Linked DNA regions of Mus musculus: regions 2, 3 and 4 are each linked to region 1. The links are chromatin loops, found by intact Hi-C in ENCODE. Cell type or tissue: heart. All regions are shown on one strand. Region 1 has its middle 39 kb from the start of Gm13715. Region 2 has its middle 20 kb from the start of Lrrc55. Region 3 overlaps P2rx3 (purinergic receptor P2X, ligand-gated ion channel, 3). Region 4 has its middle 12 kb from the start of Aplnr.

Region 1 (5,000 bases):
CCTCCTCTCACTATGCAAGCAAACCTCCCTCTTAAGTAGAGCAAAGCACAGGACCGAAATGCTTCTTTAGGCTGAGGATGTAGCTCAGTGAGCATCCTCAGCCACAGGTGTTTGCCTACCATGAACAAAGGTCTGGGTGCAAATCTCAACACCACAAAAAAAGTCTGCTTCTTTATTTTATTCAACCCAGGGGTTTCTAGATTAAATTCTAGCCGTGATAACTTCAGTTTGCATCTGTTACACTTTGGAAAATCTCCTGCATAAGCAAAAGCTATTTCTCATTCACCCACTTATCCACAGAAATGTGAATAATGCTTGGGATATAATAGGCTTTTTTTTTTTAAGAAAAAAGTCAATACATTGAACTGGATTTGTTATGTAACTTTGGGAAAATATTTCCTTCCCGCTTTTTAAAATGAGTGAACTGGACTGGGAGCTACTGAGTTCCTTTCTGTCCTTGGTTCCCAGCCAATTTTTCATTAGATGTATTATCTCACCTTCTACCAGGTCATTACTTAGCCCTCATTATCTTATTTGAAAGCAAAACAACCAACCCTTACGAGCAGGAAGCGAGAGTATCTGATCAAAGCTGACATTTACTGTACACCAGCCCCTGCTCAGAGTGCCTCCCAAGGCTGCTGCATTGAGTGGCAGCATGCTCGTTAGATAAGCACAGTATTATCATCATTCCCATTTTAACAAAATGACATTGAGGCACAGTGAGACTAAGCTACTGCTTAAGCAACTCTTATTTGACTCTAAACCTCATGCTTTCCTTTTTCCTTCTTCCATTTTCATGTCTGTGTGCGTTTGTCTATATGTGGGCATACATGTGTGTGTCTCGTACACATGGAAGTCCATGACTGACATCCAGAATCATCCTCAATTACTCTTCCATCTTATTCACTGACGCAAGACCTGTTAATCAAACACAGAGCTAGTCGATATGCCTAGTGGGTGAGGCCCAGTATCCAGCTTATTCTGGGATCCCTGTTCTCTTTCCCAAGATGGTGGGCCTCCTTGCCCTCGTAGCATTTGCGTGAGTTGTGGGGAGCTGAACTCGACTTCTCGTGCTTGCATGGCAAGCACTTAAACCATTGAGACATCTCTCAAATCCCTGAACCTCAGAATTTTAACTTTTATGCTACACAGGCTTCAGGGTGACATAGGATGCAAGAAACTAGAAAAAAAATAATAAAAGCTATGGATTCAGAAACTAGCCCACCCTGCTTATGTATGGTTTGAGAAGTCCTGACTATGGTTGATTCAGCACATTAACCAATGTGATATTTCTCCAATCCATTGAGTCTATCCTTTTTTAAGTCTCAGTTTTCCTGAAAGCATGCAGAGAACAATAGCAATATGCCATGCATTTGATTTTACCTGTTAGCATGATAATGGTAACCTACAACATTACCACGAAGCTCTTTCTATTGACTATCAGATGTGATTTTCACACAAGCAGACCAAGGACAAAGAGAAAAAAAATTACTATGTTGATTTAAAATCAAGGCAACTGAGGCCCCAAGAGGTGAATATGTTTGTCTAAGAATTTGAACCAAAAATAAATTGTGGGTCTTGGATCTGAACCTGAAGTATTTGAACCCCAAGAAGATAATACTCGGGGACTCACCATGATCCATGACACTGACTTCCAACGTCAACCCCAGGCTGAGAATAGGAGTGGGCATGAACTAAGGAGGAGAGCCCAAGCAGGAGGAAAACATCCTGTTAGTCAAAAAGAGGGAGTGGGAGCAAGACTGTATTCCTCTGTATAGGTGAGAGCCAGGAAGTGCATGCAGGCTTTAAGATGTTTCATAAAGCTGTTGATTTGCTGATTCTCTGTCTCTAAAGTCCCGCCTCTTCCACTCACTTTCCAGCTCTCATCTTAGCCACTTCCAAATCATAGACCTGGGATGCTTAGTACTTTGCCCACAAACAAATCCCTGAGAGTCTACAGTATGACAAACCACAGTGAGGTGCTAGAGACACTAACAGGAGCAAAACAATATGCACATGTCATGGGAACAAGGCAGGCCTGGGGAAGGTTTGCAGAAATAATTGTAGGAGCTCTCAAGAAGTATTGACATGTACCAGAACAAAGTAACAGGGAACATTTTTTTTTCCAGGACTGGCTACATACGAAGTTCTTTTGGTAAAAATGCTATGCCAATTCTGCCAGTCCTAATGACCTTAGCTCTATCTGTGGGACCCCTTGGTAGAAGAAGAGAAATGATTCATGCAAATTGTCCTAGCTTCTATACATACACCAAAAGATGTGCCCCAACCTTTCCACACACACTAAGTTAAATACATGCATGCATACATACATACATGAGAGGGAAAAAGCATTTTCCAGGAACAGGAAAAGAGTACAGAGGTTTGGGGTGCTTTCCAGCTAAATCAGTGGATGGATACAGGGAAAATTCCAGGAACAGGAACTGGAAAACCAGTCATAACCACATCTAGATGGACCATAAAGGACGAGGGGCATAGTCAGTGTACAGCATTTCCAAAATAGTGGTTGGACTATGTCTCCAGCATCCGGAGTTGCGAACATTAGAGACAGCTTCTACAAGCTAGAGACAATATCAAACTCATCTTCATAGGTCTGATCATCCTATGGTAAATACTTCCAAGAACTCAGAAATGAATTCAAAACTCTCATCAAAGTTACAAAGGAAGACAGACAATTTTTAGAAGATCCTTAGTAAATAATAATAATCAATTTAAGGACTGGGGTACCATGTATGGAGTCAAGGTACCCAGCTGTGTAGGCAGAAGTCTCCATCCCTTGCCTGCAGTCCATGAGGCTGCTGGAATCAGGTCCTCAGTGTGTCTCTATTTGTTGAATACTGTGAGTGTTCACCATTATGGAGTCAGCCTGGCCACATGAAGAAAAGACCTAACACAGTGATAAGAACCGTGCTTCAGAGCCCAGTTCTCTGAGCTCTCCCCTCCACCAGTGGGGAAGCAAATATGCCAGTGCTATGCACAACCTGAGCACAAGGGGGCAGTGTGGGCCCACGATCAAACGCTCAGCCAAGCCACCTAGAACCAGAGGATGGGAACAAATGAGGAAAATAGACCCAGATAGCAAAAACAGGAGAAGAGCTTGCAACGTATTAACAGAAATGTTTGTTGTGTGAGAGGCTGCCCCTAGAGAGTAACCTAATTCATCAATCCAGTCCTCCCAATCTCATAAAAACTGCCTGAACAAGCAACACTCTAAGAAAATTCTTGTTTATATCCTTGGGCTGGCCCTTAAAACACTTAATACCCACCTTCACCTGTACTCACTTACTCTGCTCTCCTTTATGCCTGGGATACTAGGCATCCCTTTTCTCCATGATAGTACTGCCCTACACCTGAAACAGCCTATTTCAGAAAACCTTCAGACACTTCTACCCCCTATCATCTATGCTAATGATCTGCTTATAGGGCCCAAACGCAGCCTCAACAGAATCACTAATCATTTTAAACACAAGTGGACCAAACCTTATAAAGAGTAGGCTTCCTGAAGGCAGACGGAAAGGACAATAAATCCTCTCCAGAGGATTCATAAATACGAAAAACAGAGTTGTCAAAAACAACCATTTAAGAGCTCTGGAAACCAACCAACTATACACAACAAGTAGAATAACTAGTAAAGGTTAGAAAAGAACTGTGTGAGTTTGTGGTGCTTGAGCTTGGGGCTGGGAACTGATTTCATCACCTCCTGGACTCATTCAGCCTGGGCAGGCACGTGGCTCTACCCCAGTGAGAATGCACACGAGTACCAGCAACTTCGCTGCTGAAGGTGACTCAGTTAGCTCAGGGATGGAATTTTTTAGTGCATGCATCTACAGTAACATGAACAACCACAAAGGCATGTAAACACAGGAAAGCAACAGTTCTGCTAACCTGAAATTGCAATGCTGACTGAGGTAAGCGACAGACTGAAGGACTAATCAGGAAGTTAATAAAATCATATTATTACCTATAATAAACCAAGAGATGAAAGTGTCTTAAAGGTGCTTGACAAAACTTTCACATACCCTTGGTAAGCCAGGACACTGAAACACTCACAGAGAAGATACAAGACTTGAAACTGCCTAAATTTGGATAGCAGTCACAGAGCTAAGAGAACTGTGTAGGAGCCTTACTGTCCTGAGATAGGTGGTCACCAAAGAAATGTTCTCCCCACCTACCCTCGTCACGGAGACATCCAGATCTTAACCCTAGCACATGTGACTATGTTGCCATGGCAAAGGGGCTTTGCAGATGTGATTAAAGTTAAGTGCCTTGAAAGGGAGAGGAGATAGTTCATCTAGGCAGGCTTGATCTAATTACACGATTCCCTAAATGAACAGAATGCTTTGAGCTGAGTCAAGGAGAGATGCTAGGAGAAGGATTTGACCTTCTCTGCTGAATGTTAAGTTGGGGGAAGCAGGCCAGTATTATAGAGGGCAAGAGCTCCCATGTAAACTGGAAGATCAAGGACATGAATTCTTACAGTGGGGCCTCCAAAGAACACACCCTTGGTGATGCCATGATTTTAGCCATGTGACCCATACCTTCTAACATATTGTAAATAATACACCTCTGTGCATCTGATAATAAAATGTGGCAGCAGGAAACAACAACACTCATGACCACACACTGGCTGACCACTGAACTTGGAAGAAGTAGAGGAGCCAAGTTTAAATAAAACAAGACATTTAACGACCAGAGAGACATGTCAGCAGCCATATACCACCAGGGAATAGTACCCACAGGCTGAGTCCAGATCAGTGACTAAACAAACAAACAGCAGCAACAAAATTGGATAGAGATCAAAATCTAGCACGTAAGTCACCCAGTACATGACCTAAATCATGCAAGTCTCAACCATAAGAAATTATGAAGCATGAAAAAATAGGAAAGCACAGACTAGACATGGAGCTCAATTAGTACAGTGTGTATCATTCTTGAATACAGTACAGTTTCTAGCACTGTGCAAACCATAAGTCAGACTAGGA
Region 2 (5,000 bases), 68 kb after region 1:
CCTCTTTTCCTAGGAAATGATTAGAAGCTGAGAGATGTATAACTTGCCCAACTCCAAAGAGTTGACATGTGTGAAATCCAGAGCTTGAGCCTCATCTGCCATTCATATCCAGTGCCCTAAAATACTTTCCTATTCCAGATAGGTGACCTATCCCCAATCTGGGATTTAATAGTTGTGCTTCAAGTATTCATATCAACTGTATTGGGCTGGCCCTGTAAATTAACTTAAACTAAAAGAGAGAAAGGACAGCGACAGTTCTAGACCTGGTCCAAAGCAGGGCTGGCAGCTTCTGCTGTGTGCTCTTGAGAGCCCCAATCTATCTATCTATCACATAGTTCTCTCCCTCTCCCTCTCCCTCTCCCTCTCCCTCCCCCTCTCCCTCCCCCTCCCCTCTCCCTCTCCCTCCCCATGCCCCTCCCCATCCCCCTCCCCATCCCCCTTTCCTTCTCCCTCTTCTCCTTCCCATTCCCTCTCCCTTCCCCCTCCCCCTACCTCTTTCCCCTGTCTGTCTCTCTTCTCCCTCCCTCTCTCCTACAAGGAGATCTGGTGTGTGTGCATGCCTGCATGTGTATACACACACACACACACACACACACACACACACACACACACACAAGTGAACCCGTGTGCATATGTATGTGAAGGCCGGAGAACGACACTAAGTGCTGTTCTTTGGAAAATGCCTACCTTTGTTTTGGAGGTAAGGTCTCTTACTGTCCAAGAGCTCATCAGTTAGGCATGGCTAACTAGCCATTGAGCCCCAGAGATCTGCCTTTCTCTGTCACCTCAATTCTGTAATCAAACCCAGGTCCACATCCTTACGCAACCACCCTTTACAAACTGAGTCATCTCCCCAGCCCACCTCTGATACAGTAAGTTTTGTTCACATTAAAGTCCACCTAGATGATCCACATGGAGAGGGAAAAAGTCTCAGCCCTTCAAATGTTTCAGCTAAGATTAACTTTCTCCCAACCACCTGAAGACACTAGATACATTCATAGATACAGCTGGAACATTCTAGACCCAGCCACCCTCTGACCTCATCTAACAGAAAACCCTAATGGTGATCAGTCAAAGAACTGTTCACTAAAGCTACAGTGACAATTGTTTCTTCATTGCTTAATTAAACCTCTGTGGTTTTGGCAATTTGTTCGGCTGCAATATAAAATTTAAATTACTAATCCGTAAGAAAAAGACTTCATGGGAACAAAAAGTATGCAGCAACATAAAATTAAAATCCAGAATGACTATCCCATTCTAGACACAAGCTCTGTAATATAACCACACAGGTTTAAGTCCGCCACCTACCTACCACTGATAAGTATATTATTTGGTGCCACAATGCCAGGAAGACATGACCTACCTGATAGCATTTATGGCAGCGAAACAAGAAAGAATCCACATTGATGGGCTTAGAATAGTGCCTGACACTTAGTAAGAATTCAATGCAAGACTAGCTTCCGCTTTTATTATGATTCAGAATTATGAACTAGTCAAGTTGGTCTGTGCAGGGAAATGGTGTGAGCCTATGTCCTGCTTCTGCCTTCCAAGGGCTGCTGCTGGGAATCTGTCTCGTTTTCCTTTGCCTTAAGACATTCCCATGCAAAACATTGCAACAATTGTTAAAAGACCTTGCTTGGCAAGGACAACAAAATTAACAAAGATGAAAGAATGACAGCTCTCCTCACACTAGTCTTGAAGAGTACTGGCATCTCCAGCAACTGTGCAAAATGGCATTATAACAGAAATGGATCACACAGGCATTTTTTCCCAGAGGAAAAGTCATTTTCAATTTGGGCCCAGAGTAATATGTGACTTCTTCCATGAAATGAATTTTAAAACCCTCTCTCACCCTCACAACAGTGGAAGCTATTGAGCTGCCAGAGATTATAAACTCCTGGACAAAAGGCAGCAGCCCATGGAGTGAGACATAAGGACAATACTGAGCCAGTAAGTTACATACAGAAGACTGTAATAGAACTACCCAGCCACAGCCTTGATGGACAGAAAAGAAACAAAGTCTTCCTTAGAATAAAAGGACTAACTAAAGTTTCCTTTAAGCTGTTGGTCAATCAATAATAAAGACCTTCAGAGAAGGGAAAGATATGGGTAAACCAGATCACAGAGCATAAGAGCAACGACACCAGTCTGGACAGAATGGAATAACTAGCCACCAGCATGAACATTCTCACTAGACCTTTTGGTGAGATAGAAGTGGGCACTACTTTTTGGTGTGTGTGTGTGTGTGTGTGTGTGTGTGTGTGTGTGAGTGAGTGTGTGTGTGTGTGTGTGTGTTTACCTGTTGTATGTCCTGTACTGTTGCATCCAAGATGTACAGTCCATGCATGCACTGGAGATATAGCTCAGTTGATAAATCCTGAAGTCCTAGGTTCATTTCCAGCACTGCATGAAAGTAGGCACAGCAGCACATGCCTATAATACTTAGCACTCAGAAAGTAGAGACAGGAGAATCAGAACTTCAAAGGCACCCTTAGCTACTTAGAGAATTTGAGGCCAGAAAAGTTCCTCTTGTACCATGTATGACAGACAAATTACAATTGTATGAGCCCTACTTCACTGAGTCTTGGGATTCTGCTGCCATGGATTGGCACCAAATGAGGACACAGTCTACTCTTTCTGAAAGTACTTTATGATACTGAAGGATGCTGGTAGTTACAGGAGCCAGCTACAGTGCTGTAGATGAAGCCCTGGGTCATAATTCAAAAGATTTATTTATTCAACAAATGTTTGCTGAGAGACTGGTGTGAAGCAAGCCTATGTTTAGTCAATTTAATTACTGAAGACCAAAGAAACTTGAGGTTCTGACTTTGAACTGCATCCACAGTGCCGAATCCATAGCTTTCTACAAGTGTCTAATAAACAGCATGTACCTTGCCACTAATTCACAAGTTAGTTTACCTCTCTGGAGATTTTAGGTGTACCCACTTATTTAAGAAAATAATTTAAGTGGATCACAGCAGAATCTCTCAAACTTCTACAAGTACAGTAACTCCTTGGGGATCTTGTTACAGTGTGTGCTGAAGCAGAAGGCCAGGAAACACCTGGAAGTTGCACTCTTGACAAACCTCCAGCATCACTGGTACACAGAGCATAGTCTAAGAAGAAATTAGCTATCTCTCAGGAAGAAAGGCTGGATACAGCCAATGGACCCTCCAACTCTTGTGTTTTACATTATACGTGATGGTAGAGACTGCAAAATGGGGGAGAAAATCTGAGAAGGGGATGGGTGTGACACCTGGTATGAATCCAGGAGGTCGATAGAGGTTTCTCCCTGGAGCCAGCAGGAAAAGCCCACTCCTTTGTCATACTGTATAAACAAAGCTTTTGGTGTCTGTAAAAGGAATCAGAAATAATTTTGCTGGCTCTGAAGTCCCTGTCTCTTAATGATTCTTCCTGTTTTTCTCAGCCGGATCCAAGAGAATGAGAAAACAGACCTAGTGAAGGTCAGTTGAGGTCATAAGACATCGCTGGAGAAGGATGCTGTCATCCTACACTGAAATAAAGAAGGCAAATGAAGATCTAGTCCCTCATCCCTGTTTTTTCTATACTGATTTCTTAAAGAATTCAACTCAATACCAGATTTTTATTCTCCACACCAAGTCCATACCATCTGATTCCAACAATGTGCATTATAATTGCCATGTGCTGATTTGCTATGTGCCCCAGATGATGGCAAGATAAGGTAGGGTCAGGACCATCTAATTGCTCATGATCTACTACCAAAGGAAAGAAACATGGTCACAGAACACAGGTCATAATGAAGAAACAATAAAGGCATAAGAAATAGATTCATGTGTCTTAAATTTTTACAAACTATTAAAAGGATGGACCATCTAGAGACTGCCATACCTGGGGATCCATCCCATTATCAGCCTCCAAACGGTGACGCCATTGCATACACTAGCAGGATTTTGCTGAAAGGACCCTGATATAGCTCTCTTGTGAGGCAATGCTGGGGCCTAGCAAACACAGAAGTGGATGCTCACAGTCAGCTATTGGATGGATCACAGGGCCCCCAATGGAGGAGCTAGAGAAAGTACCCAAGGAGCTAAAGAGATCTGCAACCCTATAGGTGGAACAACAATATGAACTAACCACTACCCCCCCCCCCCACCGGAGCTCATGTCTTTAGCTGCATATGTATCAGAAGATGGCCTAGTCGGCCATCAGTGGAAAGAGGCCCATTGGTCTTGCAAACTTTATATGCCTCAGTACAGGGGAATGCCAGGGCCAAGAAGTGGGAGTGGGTGGGTAGGGGAGGGGGGTATGGGGGACTTTGGGGATAGCATTGGAAATGTAAATGAAGAAAATACCTAATAAAAATGCAAAAAATTTTTACAAACTATTATGGGTTTTTTCCATTAATCCATTCATTTATTCACTTTACATCCTGATTGCTTACCCACCACCACCACCTGTAGTTCATTTTTTAAAAAGCATCAAGGAAAACTTGGTGGAGATGGATATCTGAAGACAGGTGTGGGCTTTTTAAAGAAGATGGAAATGGGTCAATCCAAGTAGGGGAAAAGTCCAAGAGAAGGCATACATGGGATGGAATAGTGTCTGTTCAGAATGAAATCTAGATAACTAGAACATAGACATTTGCAGAAAAGAGTCTGCTGTAGAGGATCTAAAATATAAGGTGAGGGCTGTACCTATAGAGGCTTAGTTCTTTCCCATTCTTAGCTTCTGATAGGCATGTCCTACATACATACACACACACACACATACATATGTGTTTTCTCTCTCTCTCTCTCTCTCTCTCTCTCTCTCTCTCTCTCTCTCTCTCTCTCTCTCTCTCTCTCTCTTCTTCCCCATCTTTAAACCATCTTTAAACTTCAACTAGGTATGGTGGTACACAACTTTAGTCCCAGCACTTGGGAAGCAGAGGTAGACTTCTGTATGTTCAAGCTCTGGTCTACAAAGCTAGTTCTAGGAGAGCCAGAGCTACGCAAAGAAACCCTGTCTTGAAAAACAAA
Region 3 (5,000 bases), 230 kb after region 1:
ACAGGTCAACGAAGCAGACTGGCAGGAGTAGGGCAAGTGGTGTGAACAGAGCCTCATAGTCTGGCCTCGGAGCTGTGACTCCACCTGCCACCCACTAGAGGCCACAGCTATGGGAACTCGTGGGAGGCAATGGGAATTAATGGGCTGACCAGGGCCAACAGAGGGGCCTTCATACACCTGTGACCCTGTCCCCCCACAGAATGAGGAGAAGTACCGCTGTGTGTCTGACAGCCAGTGTGGGCCTGAGCGCTTCCCGGGTGGGGGTGAGTGCAGTCCTTTCCCCCCTCCCTCTCCAACCCCAAGCCTTCATGGGACTCTAAAGGGCAGAGGATTTGGTGTGAGGATAGCCCTTTTCAGGAAATGGGTCCAACCTACTCTGTAGACTTAAGCCAATGTCACAGAGGTTTGCTGGGTGCCCAGACCCAGCTAGGGATGTGGAGGTGGCATGGTTACGGCCCCAGGAGTTTAGTCTGGGTACTACAGAGTGGTACACAGCAAGTAGTACTAAGGAAACAGAGGACTATGGGAGGAGACCCAGGGGAGGGAGCAAGGTTGTTTCAGAGAAGTGGCTTCAAAGCCCTCCTAGAAGTGGTCTGAAGATGGCAAGATGGAGCTTCACGAAAAGCACTCCAGGCAGAAGGGATAGCTCAGGCTCAGAGGCAAGGAAGAAGGGTTCTGGGCTATTTAGGACACATGCAGCAGGTTAGCTTGCCTGGCTCATCTGCCAGGATCCCTGGTGAGGAGGGGCATGGGGGTGGTAAGGGGCAGGATGCCAACTGTCAGCTCTGCCCTCCAGGGATCCTCACCGGCCGCTGCGTGAACTACAGCTCTGTCCGTCGGACCTGTGAGATCCAGGGCTGGTGCCCCACCGAGGTGGACACCGTGGAGATGTAAGGCTCTAAGCATCCCGAAGCTAATGGAGGGTTATGTGGGTCCCCAACTAGTGTTCTTTCTTGGGGTAAGAATGTGATCTCAGTGTGCCATCTCCCTTGCTCTGCCTCTGCCTCTCACCCTCGCTGCCTCAAGCCCGTGATCTTTCTATAAGATGCCTTCTTTCAAGAGGCACCTATAAAGAAAGATTCCTGAGAAAAGCCCCCTGTCTCCCCTCTAATGGAGAGCTGAAGCCCCATTTCCCCCACAGGCCTATCATGATGGAAGCCGAGAACTTCACCATTTTCATCAAGAACAGCATCCGTTTCCCTCTCTTCAACTTTGAGAAGTGAGTCCTTGATTCTTCCCTTATTCACCCTGCCATAGAGGTCACTCATGTTCTCTCCATCTCCCCATCTCCACGGAGCCCCTGTCCCTCCACAGACCTCGATCCCAGATATCCGATAGCCAATTTCTCTGCCAGTTTTCCTGCCGTGGAGCTCTGAGCCCAAATGGGAGTTCTGCTTGGAGCAGGGGAAAGACAACTTAAACTGGCTGTGGACACCGAGGCCTCCTGCAGTTGGAGTCTGAAGTGTTTGTCACTTGTATTTCTTCCCATCTCAAACCCTCAAGTGGAGAGTTTTTTGTCTTACTTTGCTCCCACTGCCTCTCGACTCCTGCATTCAACAACTGTCTGGTAGTCGTGTATCCATCCTGTCAGGCACTGAAGAGATGCACCAAGTAATTAGGAGAGACTCTGGTCACTAAGAGGCCCAGCCTGGTAGTTTGGAGAATTAGCCACATTCATAGCCCTACTATGAGATGGAACATGATGGGGGTTTCAAAATCATGAGGGGAAAGTGGGGTGATATATGGGAAGTGACTGAGAGATGGTGCAGGTAGATGCCTCCCCTGGATGTGGAGGGCCTGAAGCATCCAGAAGATGAGAGCATTTAGGCATTTCCATCTTTATTTTAATTCTGGGCCTAACTACTCTCCTCTTTCCATCCCAGGGGAAACCTCCTTCCTAACCTCACCGACAAGGACATAAAGAAGTGCCGCTTCCATCCTGAAAAGGCCCCATTTTGCCCCATCTTGAGGGTAGGGGACGTGGTTAAGTTTGCTGGGCAGGATTTTGCCAAGCTGGCCCGCACGGTGAGAACTTGTCCCTTCCCTGTGACCCCCTACCTTCCTATCTACCTGGAAAGCTCAGCCTTAGACTTCAGGGAAAGCCACTGGGATGCTGGGCAGGAACTTCAGCAAGACAATGCCACCTGGTGGAAGCACTCTAGACCTGCAGATCCCTGGATCCCAAATCCTATCCATCCATCCCCAGTGATCTTGCCTCTACCTCCCCTATCCTCAGTTGCCCATTCTCTCATTCCATTTCACCTCAGAAGAGGCCTTTGGTCTCGGAAAAGTACCACACCACAGGACAGTGAGCTGCAGTAGTGTTCTGAATCCTGTGTTGTATCGTGGGGACTTTAAAGATCCAAGTTCTTCCCCTAAAGGGCACCAGTCATGCTCTTCCCTCCCCACTGCCACCTCCTATCCAGAGAAGGGAAAGAATTTACTCATTGGAAACCCTCAGCCCTGACTTGGCACAAGGGAGACCTCATATTTGGCCCTTTTTTCAGGGTGGAGTTCTGGGCATTAAGATCGGCTGGGTGTGTGATCTGGACAAGGCCTGGGACCAGTGCATTCCCAAATATTCCTTCACTCGGCTAGATGGAGTTTCTGAGAAAAGCAGTGTTTCCCCTGGCTACAACTTCAGGTAAACCCCACTCCTAAGCAGAAGTAGAGGACACAGGCAGCCCCAAAAAAATTCGTCTCAGGCAAAAGTGCACAATCGGAAGGAAACTCCTCGTGTCCTTCTGCTGCCTGTCAGGCTTCAGTTCCAGCTTGCGAAGGACTTCTTGACAGCCGTTCCTGGTGGGTGGGTTGTGCTATGAGGTTTGGATTCATGTCTTTAAAAATGATCCAACTAAGAAATCTGCTGAGGTAGGTCATTAGATCAGATGGCCAAAGGTCATCTGGAGTAATTGATTCTGTAATTCTTTACCTGTTTTTAGCTACAATGTGCCTCTTTTGTATCCAGACAGCCCCACTCCCTGTGCTGCACCTGAAATTTTAAGGCTCTTACTCCCAAAAAGTAATCACAGTATCTGGCCTTGTTTCTTTTTCCAAAATGGTAACTTGGCATTTCTTTCCAAAACCAGGAAATCCCACGATTCACAGACAGCAACTATCGATCACTAGTTCTTTAGGGATTTTCGGGCAGGGAGAAGCTTTTACATATCATCTAATTGATATTCCATATGGCTCTGTGCCCTAAAGGATTTTTACTTTGGGGGCTTTTTCCATTAGGAAAAAGGGAAACCGGGGGGTGGGGGGAGGAACTCTGGGTGAACTGTTTGGAATAGCTGAGCCCTTGAACAAGTCCTTGACCTCTTCCTTGTCCATGTCCCCATCTGTGAAATGCTAGTTCACCTGTGAATCCTACTGGTCAGTGCATGAATTGCTTTGGATTTCAGTTTTGTTCTCTCTCTCTCTCTCTCTCTCTCTCTCTCTCTCTCTCTCTCTCTCTCTGTGTGTGTGTGTGTGTGTGTGTGTGTGTGTGTGTGTGCCAACACTCATGATGTGGCATATGTACAGAAGTCAAAGGGCAAACTTTGCTTGTTCTTTGAGGCAGGATCCCTCTTGGTCATTAGTGCATGTCAGGATAGCTGGCCTACACACTCCAAGTGATTCTCCTGCCTCTGCTCCCCAGCACCTAGTAGGATCACACTGGGATGACAGATGCCAGTGCCACTGCATCTGGCTCTTGCACATGATGTGAACTCAGGTCACCAGGCTTATACACTGCACACTTTTGTCATGTGAGTTATCTCCTCAGTCCATCCCTTAGTTTGTGAAAATCCCAAAACTTCTTAAAGATCCTGATTTAGTATACAATGTTATGAGGTAAAAAAGCTAAGAAGACTAAATAGGTAGTGGTGGGGCAAATATATAGGAGACTCTAGCCTGTGGGTTGATGCAACCACATTCCTGCTTAGGTATTCCCACCTAAATCAACACTCCCTCACACATGGCTAGAAGTTTGTCTCCTAGGTCAATCTAAGTCCTACCACATTGATAATAAAGATTAACAATCACAAGTCTTCATTTTGTCAACTTGACACCCAAGCATATTGTTTTTAATCATAGTATTTCACTCCTGATCTCTAAAATCTCATGTTCATTTTATAATACAAAATACATTTAGTTCATCTCTATAAGTCTTCAATATTTCAACAGTCCCAAAAGTTCAGTAGCATAAATGGAGTTGTTGGAGTTTGTCAAAAGGCCCTCACTCACAAAGACCACAGAGATCACCATCGCTGCAAAACACATGAGGATTTTTATGATTCTAACATGTTGGGGACTCCCCTCTCAGCATGAAGGCCAGAAGAGAGACACTGAACAAAGAAAGAACACACTTTTTATACCTTTGTAAGGGGCAGATTTGAGCAACAGGGTTTTCATTGGTGTAGCAAGTAACCCTTTCAGGCATTAGTTGGTTTGCATAGTGACTAAGTAACCTTTGGCCTAGTGACTCACTTTGCTTGCCCCCATGGTGGGTTATTATGATTTGCAGCAAAGCAATAGTACATTTTGAACTTATGGGTCAGCTATTAATGTCACAGCTATTAATGTCACAGGGAATCCTAGCAAGGTCAGGGTGGTTTGTGGTCTTCCTCAGAATTCAGTATGGGGCAGGAGGGGGGGGCAGGAGAAGTCTTCTAAGAACTGTTATTTTTGTTATGGTTATTTCTCTAAGAACAGCTAATATTATTTTGGCAGCTGTAGGCTTAATCATTTTGACTGCGAAAACTATGTTTTTACATATGTTTAGTCAGCCAACTTTCTTATCTGGCTCTGCACTTGGCCTGTGTCTTAGTTAGGGTTTTACTGCTGTGAACAGACACCAGGACCAAGGCAAGTCTTATTAAAAAAAAAAAAAAAAACATTTAATTGGAGCTGGCTTACAGGTTCCGAGGTTCAGTCCATTATCATCAAGGTGGGAGCATGACAATATCCAGGCAGGCATGGCGCAGGAGGAGCTGAGAGTTCTGTGTCTTCATCCAAAG
Region 4 (5,000 bases), 120 kb after region 1:
AATGCTATCAAGTTACATGTACTTTACAGGTTGGTAAACCGAGATGCAGAGGGTTCCATCACTGGTTCAGCATCATGTGGCTTCTGAGTAGTGGAAAGACCTTGACTTCAGGGGACTAGAAAGATGGTTCAGTGGCTAAGAGTACTCACTGCTCTTGCAGAGGACATGAGTTCAGTTCCCAGCACCCACGTAAGGTGGCTCACAACATGCTAAGATTCCAGCTCCATGAGAATTTAACACCTCCTGCCTCTGTGGGGCATCTGTGCTCACATGCACATAGCCACATGCAGGCACATACACATAATTTTTAAAAAAAAATTTTTTTTAAAGATAAAGATCTTGACTTTGACTCCAACAACCTGAGTGTTATGTTTCCAAGGAAGGATATTTTTCAACCCAGCATGCTGCTTGTGCACACAGAAGTGAGGGGCTATGGCTTTACTGAAGAAGATCTGCAAAGAAGTCTCAGAGATGGGCTGGAGAGCACTGACTGCACTTCCAGAGGTCCTGAGTTCAATTCCCAGCAACCACATGGTGGCTCACAACCATCTGTAATGGGATCTGGCGCCCTCTTCTGGTGTGTCTGAAGAGAGTGACAGTATACACAAACATAAATAAATTAATTTTTCCCTATTAGTCAGGGAAATGTGAATTAAATCTACTTTAAGGTACCCTAGGCATAATGATTATTAACAAGAAAGCTAGCAGTAGGTATTGGGGAGGCTAGGGAGAAAGAACACTTATTCACTGGGGTAGCCATTGTGGGTACTAGTGCAGAAGGTTCCTCAAAGTGCTAGAGTTAGAACTACCACATGATCCAAATATTCCATTCCTGGGCATAGCCCACCTCAGAGACACTTAATTGTCTGTGCCTAGTTACTATAGCTCGAAAATGGAGTCAGACTAGGTTCCATCCACATGTTATTACAGATGAAAATAGGGTACAGATACACCACAGAATTGAATTCAACTATAAAGAAAATGAAATTTGTAGGGGAATCACTGGATGGTATACTGGAAAGTATAATATTAAGTGAGATTATTCGTGTTATTTTTTTTTAGACAGTATCTCCCACTGAACCTGGAGCTTGCCATTTTAACTAAGCTGTCTGGCTTGAAAGCCTGGGTCCACATGTCTCTGCCCCCATCAGCCTTGGAGTGCCAGGCATGCACCCACAATCCTGGTTTTTACATGAGCTCAGGGGTCGCAACCCAAGTCCTCAGGCTGGTACAGCAAGCGCATTACCTACTGGGTCATCTCCCCAGCCCACTGTTGAATGTTTGTTCAATGAAAATAGGGTAATAATTAAAACAGCTATGCTGACTCTGGATAGGAAATCGACTAGCTCATACCCAGGTGTGTTGATGTAGTCACACCTCAGTTTAAGCAGCTGCAAAATGGAACACACTGGTTGTCAGAATTATGAAATGCTAAAATTGAGGGCTAAAGGGCTGAAGAAATAACTCAGCGGTTAAGAGCACTGACTGCTCTTCCAGAGGTCCTGAGTTCAATTCTCACATGGTGGCTCACAACCATCTGTCATGGGGATCTAATGCCCAATTCTAGTGTGTCTGAAGACAGCGACAGTGGACTCACATACACGAAATAAATAAATAAATCTTGAAAAAAAAATGAGAGCTAAGTCTTCTTCTGCCTTCGCAGAGTGAGCACACGGTAAACACTTCCCGCTACAGTGCTGTTACTTAATCCTCACAGCGACCCTATGGGAGAGTCAGGAATGATTCTGAAATGATGGTCTTCCCAAGTTATAAATTTCACAAACTGGGGAACAGAGATGAAGACGCACACTTAAGTCCCTCCACTTCCAAGTACTAGAATGGGATTCAAATTGGAGACTGTTGGTCCCAAGGTCTACAGTCATAACCATCAAGCAGTATAATTCATGGTCATAAGCAACTCACAAAGCCACAGTATTTTTAAATCCTGCTTTTCTTTTCTTAATGACACTTCCCATCCTAATTTCCTTCCGCACAAAATATTTAGCCCTTAGTCAGGCATTGGTGGCACATGCCTACAACCCAGCACTTGGAAGGTAGAGGCAGTAAGATGAAGAGTACAAGCCCAGCCTGGGCTACATGAGAACCTGTCTCAAAAATAAAATAAAATAAAATAAAATAAAATAAAATCAATCAAAGAGGTATCGTCTGTCTGCCCATGGCTGTTCTGTTGTTGCTTCATTGCTTGCTTGCTGTTTATTTGTTTGTTCATTTGTTTGTTTGTTTGTGACAAGCTCATTACATAGCCAAGGTTAGCCTTGGATCTGAAGTGATCCTTTTGCCTCAACCTCCAGAGTCCTGGGATTGCAAGTATGCAATACTTTACCCAGCTCTGCCCAGTAGACTAGCACATCACTCTGTGCCAATTGCCCCTGCATATCTGAAGGCTCTGCTTGTGAGTTGTCCATCATCAGTTCCCAGGCACTTCCAAGATCACAGGTACACAATTTTAATGTATCTTGTCAAAAAGACAGGATACTGGTGCTACATTATGCCTATACTTGCAGCTCCTCTGGGCTGCTGTGGTTGGTCAGATAGAATAAGGCACTGGATATAGATGAGCTCTGCTAGAACACCCTGCAGAGCCTGGAGGGCATCTTCAGTGCCTATGACTGCTTGGTGATGCTGACCTCTAGTGGCCAGGTCCTGGTACTCAGCCTCATCCTTTCTCCAGTGCAAGTTTGCAGCACTGCCTTGTAGACCTGCCTCAGGGACTCAGTCAGACCTGTCAGGATAAGGCCCTGCTATGACTGACATCTTCTCTTCTTCAAGGACCTCAGGTCTCGGGAACTGCTAACCCCAGTATCTTGTAGCTTTGAAACTGGGTGAGCCCTTTAAAAAGGAGATTTGCCAGCAAGCAAATTAGCTGACAGTTTTGAGGATGCACAGGCCCCAGATCCCAGCATAGATCCCCAGTGACCCCAAAAATCAATCTCACACCCCTCTACCCTGTTCAAGGTTTTGACGTACTTTTTCTTTCTTGAAATGTAGTTACAGCACACTGTCATGACACAGTATTATGTTATGACATTGACAGAGAAAAGGGATAATCTTGTCATACTATTTTCTCTTTGGGTAGTACAGGCATAAAACCAGGAGGCGTTGAATTAACCTCAGCCTTATGCATGACTCTTCCTTAAACATGTCACTCTGCAAAGATGACACAAGAAAGAAAGACTGAAACTGTTTGACTAAGGAAAATTATGGGCTAGAAAGAGACTGAGAAATTGCTTTACTAAACTGATAATTGGTGACAAAAAGAGGACAGTCACTGAAAGCAAGACTCTCATCGCTGAGTACATAGCACCACCTTGTGGTTGCTTCTAAGACTAGCATTCTGCCTCCACTCTTCTGCAAAGCCTGCCGAGTATATAATATACATATGTATGGGAGCTTTTAAAAACTTAAATAATTTTTAAATGCACTTTTTACAAAACTTTTCTTAAGCGTTTTGCCTAGTTTTCTAGGCCCTTCATCTGGACCTTTTTATATCTATGGACTTTGGCTGGAGTCTTTTGTGCCGTATCTACTAATTTTAGCATTTTTAAAGGTGTGTGCATGTTGAGTTGGTCAAAGTAACATATGCAGGGATACAGTGCTTATTCAAAGATACCCCAGTCTTTACTCTAGAAAAAATAAGCACTATTATAGGAATTTGATGAGAACAGGGAGGAGAGAGAGGAAAGATTAAGATTGTAGTATCCTATTTCATTAACTGTGGTCACCCTGATAAGACATATGAACTTCAGCACACTCTGTGCTGACAGACAATCAGAGGCAGACAGAGATCATCAGTAATCAAAGAGAGCTAGAGTTCCAGGCACCTGCCATTCACTGAGCAGTCTTGCCTATTTCTCCTCTTTGGAGGACTCCAGTTTAAGCCCAGTGGTGTCAACACATACCACCAAGGCCTCTGCCTTCATGGGACGTAGAGCCTTGTGGAATAATTATTCACTCTAGATCCCAATATCTTCCCCCTCTTGCCAGTCCTCCCCCAAAGCTCCTTCCACATCCCCTTCTCCTCTGTGAAGGGGACGGCTCTGCCACATCAAGTCTCTGAAGGACTACACACATCCTCTCCCACTGAGGTCAGACAAGGTAGCCCAATTAGGGTAACAAAATCCACAGAGAGAAAACAGATTCAGGGACAGCCCCCACTCCAGTTGTTGGGGGACACACATGAACACCAAGCTGCACATTCTGCTACATATGTGCGGAGAGTCTATGTATAGCCCATGCTACTAGCTCTTTGGCTGGTGGTTCAGTCTCTGGGAGCCTCCAAGGGTCCAGTTAGTTGGCTCTCAGTCTTCCTATGGAGTTCCTATCCCATTAGAAACCCTCAGTCCTTCCCCCAACTCTTCCGTAAGAGTCCCTGATCTGTGAGTCTCCTCATCTGTTCCCATCAGCTACTGGGGGGAGCCTCTCAGAGGACAGTTATGCTAAGATCCTGTCTGCAAGCATAGCAAAATATAGTTAATAGTGTCAGGGATTGACTCTTGCCCATGGGATGGGTCTCAATTTGGGGCCATCATTGTTTGGCCATTTCCTCAGTGTCTGCTCCATCTTTGTCCCGACATATGTTGTAGGCAGGACACATTTCAGGTCAAAGTCAGCCTTACTCTTAGCTTATATCTAATCAGACTGCAAAGCAACTGATATCCCAAGATATCTGCAGCAACAATGAAAGTTAGTAAAGACTGAAATCTAAACTGATACTAGACTCTTTTTGGTTTGGTTTGGTTTGGTTTGGTTTGGTTTGGTTTGGTTTGGTTTGGTTTGGTTTGGTTTGGTTTGTTTCAATACAGGGTTTCTCTGCTTTGACCTGACTGTCCTAGAACTCTCTTTGTAGAGCAGGCTGGCCTTGAACTCACAGAGATCCACCTGCCTCTGCCTCCCAAATGCTAGAATTAGAGGTGTTTGCCACCGAGGTTCAGTTCATAGCTCCCACCTCAGGTGGCTTATAACTGCCAGTGTAATTCCAG

What was found. Peaks named below come from ENCODE experiments on the same cell type or tissue, not always from the same donor. Only the 100,000 strongest peaks of a DNase experiment are listed, where the experiment ranks them.
Region 2: a loop joins it to region 1, with 2.5 times the contacts of the local background. A loop is called at or near these places in 5 of 42 quality-filtered maps.
Region 3: it touches region 1 in a loop (23-fold over the local background); 13 of 42 quality-filtered maps call a loop at or near these places.
Region 4: a loop joins it to region 1, with 8 times the contacts of the local background. A loop is called at or near these places in 39 of 42 quality-filtered maps.

Annotation. Positions count from the first base shown.
Region 1 is chr2:85,244,683-85,249,682 of GRCm38, reverse strand. No RefSeq gene overlaps it. Among named protein-coding and RNA genes, the nearest start is that of Gm13715, 39 kb to the right of the region's middle. In heart, no CTCF peak of the experiment used is centred here; a DNase peak (open chromatin) is centred at 3,002.
Region 2 is chr2:85,176,720-85,181,719 of GRCm38, reverse strand. No RefSeq gene overlaps it. Among named protein-coding and RNA genes, the nearest start is that of Lrrc55, 20 kb to the left of the region's middle. In heart, no CTCF peak of the experiment used is centred here; a DNase peak (open chromatin) is centred at 3,109.
Region 3 is chr2:85,019,373-85,024,372 of GRCm38, reverse strand. It overlaps P2rx3 (purinergic receptor P2X, ligand-gated ion channel, 3), which reads left to right. Exons shown (of 12, transcript NM_145526.2): 4 at 200-263; 5 at 797-890; 6 at 1,142-1,219; 7 at 1,884-2,025; 8 at 2,508-2,644. Among named protein-coding and RNA genes, the nearest start is that of P2rx3, 14 kb to the left of the region's middle. In heart, a CTCF peak has its summit at 2,157 (motif pointing left); no DNase peak of the experiment used is centred here; H3K27me3 peaks cover 1,204 bases.
Region 4 is chr2:85,121,708-85,126,707 of GRCm38, reverse strand. No RefSeq gene overlaps it. Among named protein-coding and RNA genes, the nearest start is that of Aplnr, 12 kb to the left of the region's middle. In heart, CTCF peaks have their summits at 574 (motif pointing left) and 2,651 (motif pointing left); a DNase peak (open chromatin) is centred at 2,657.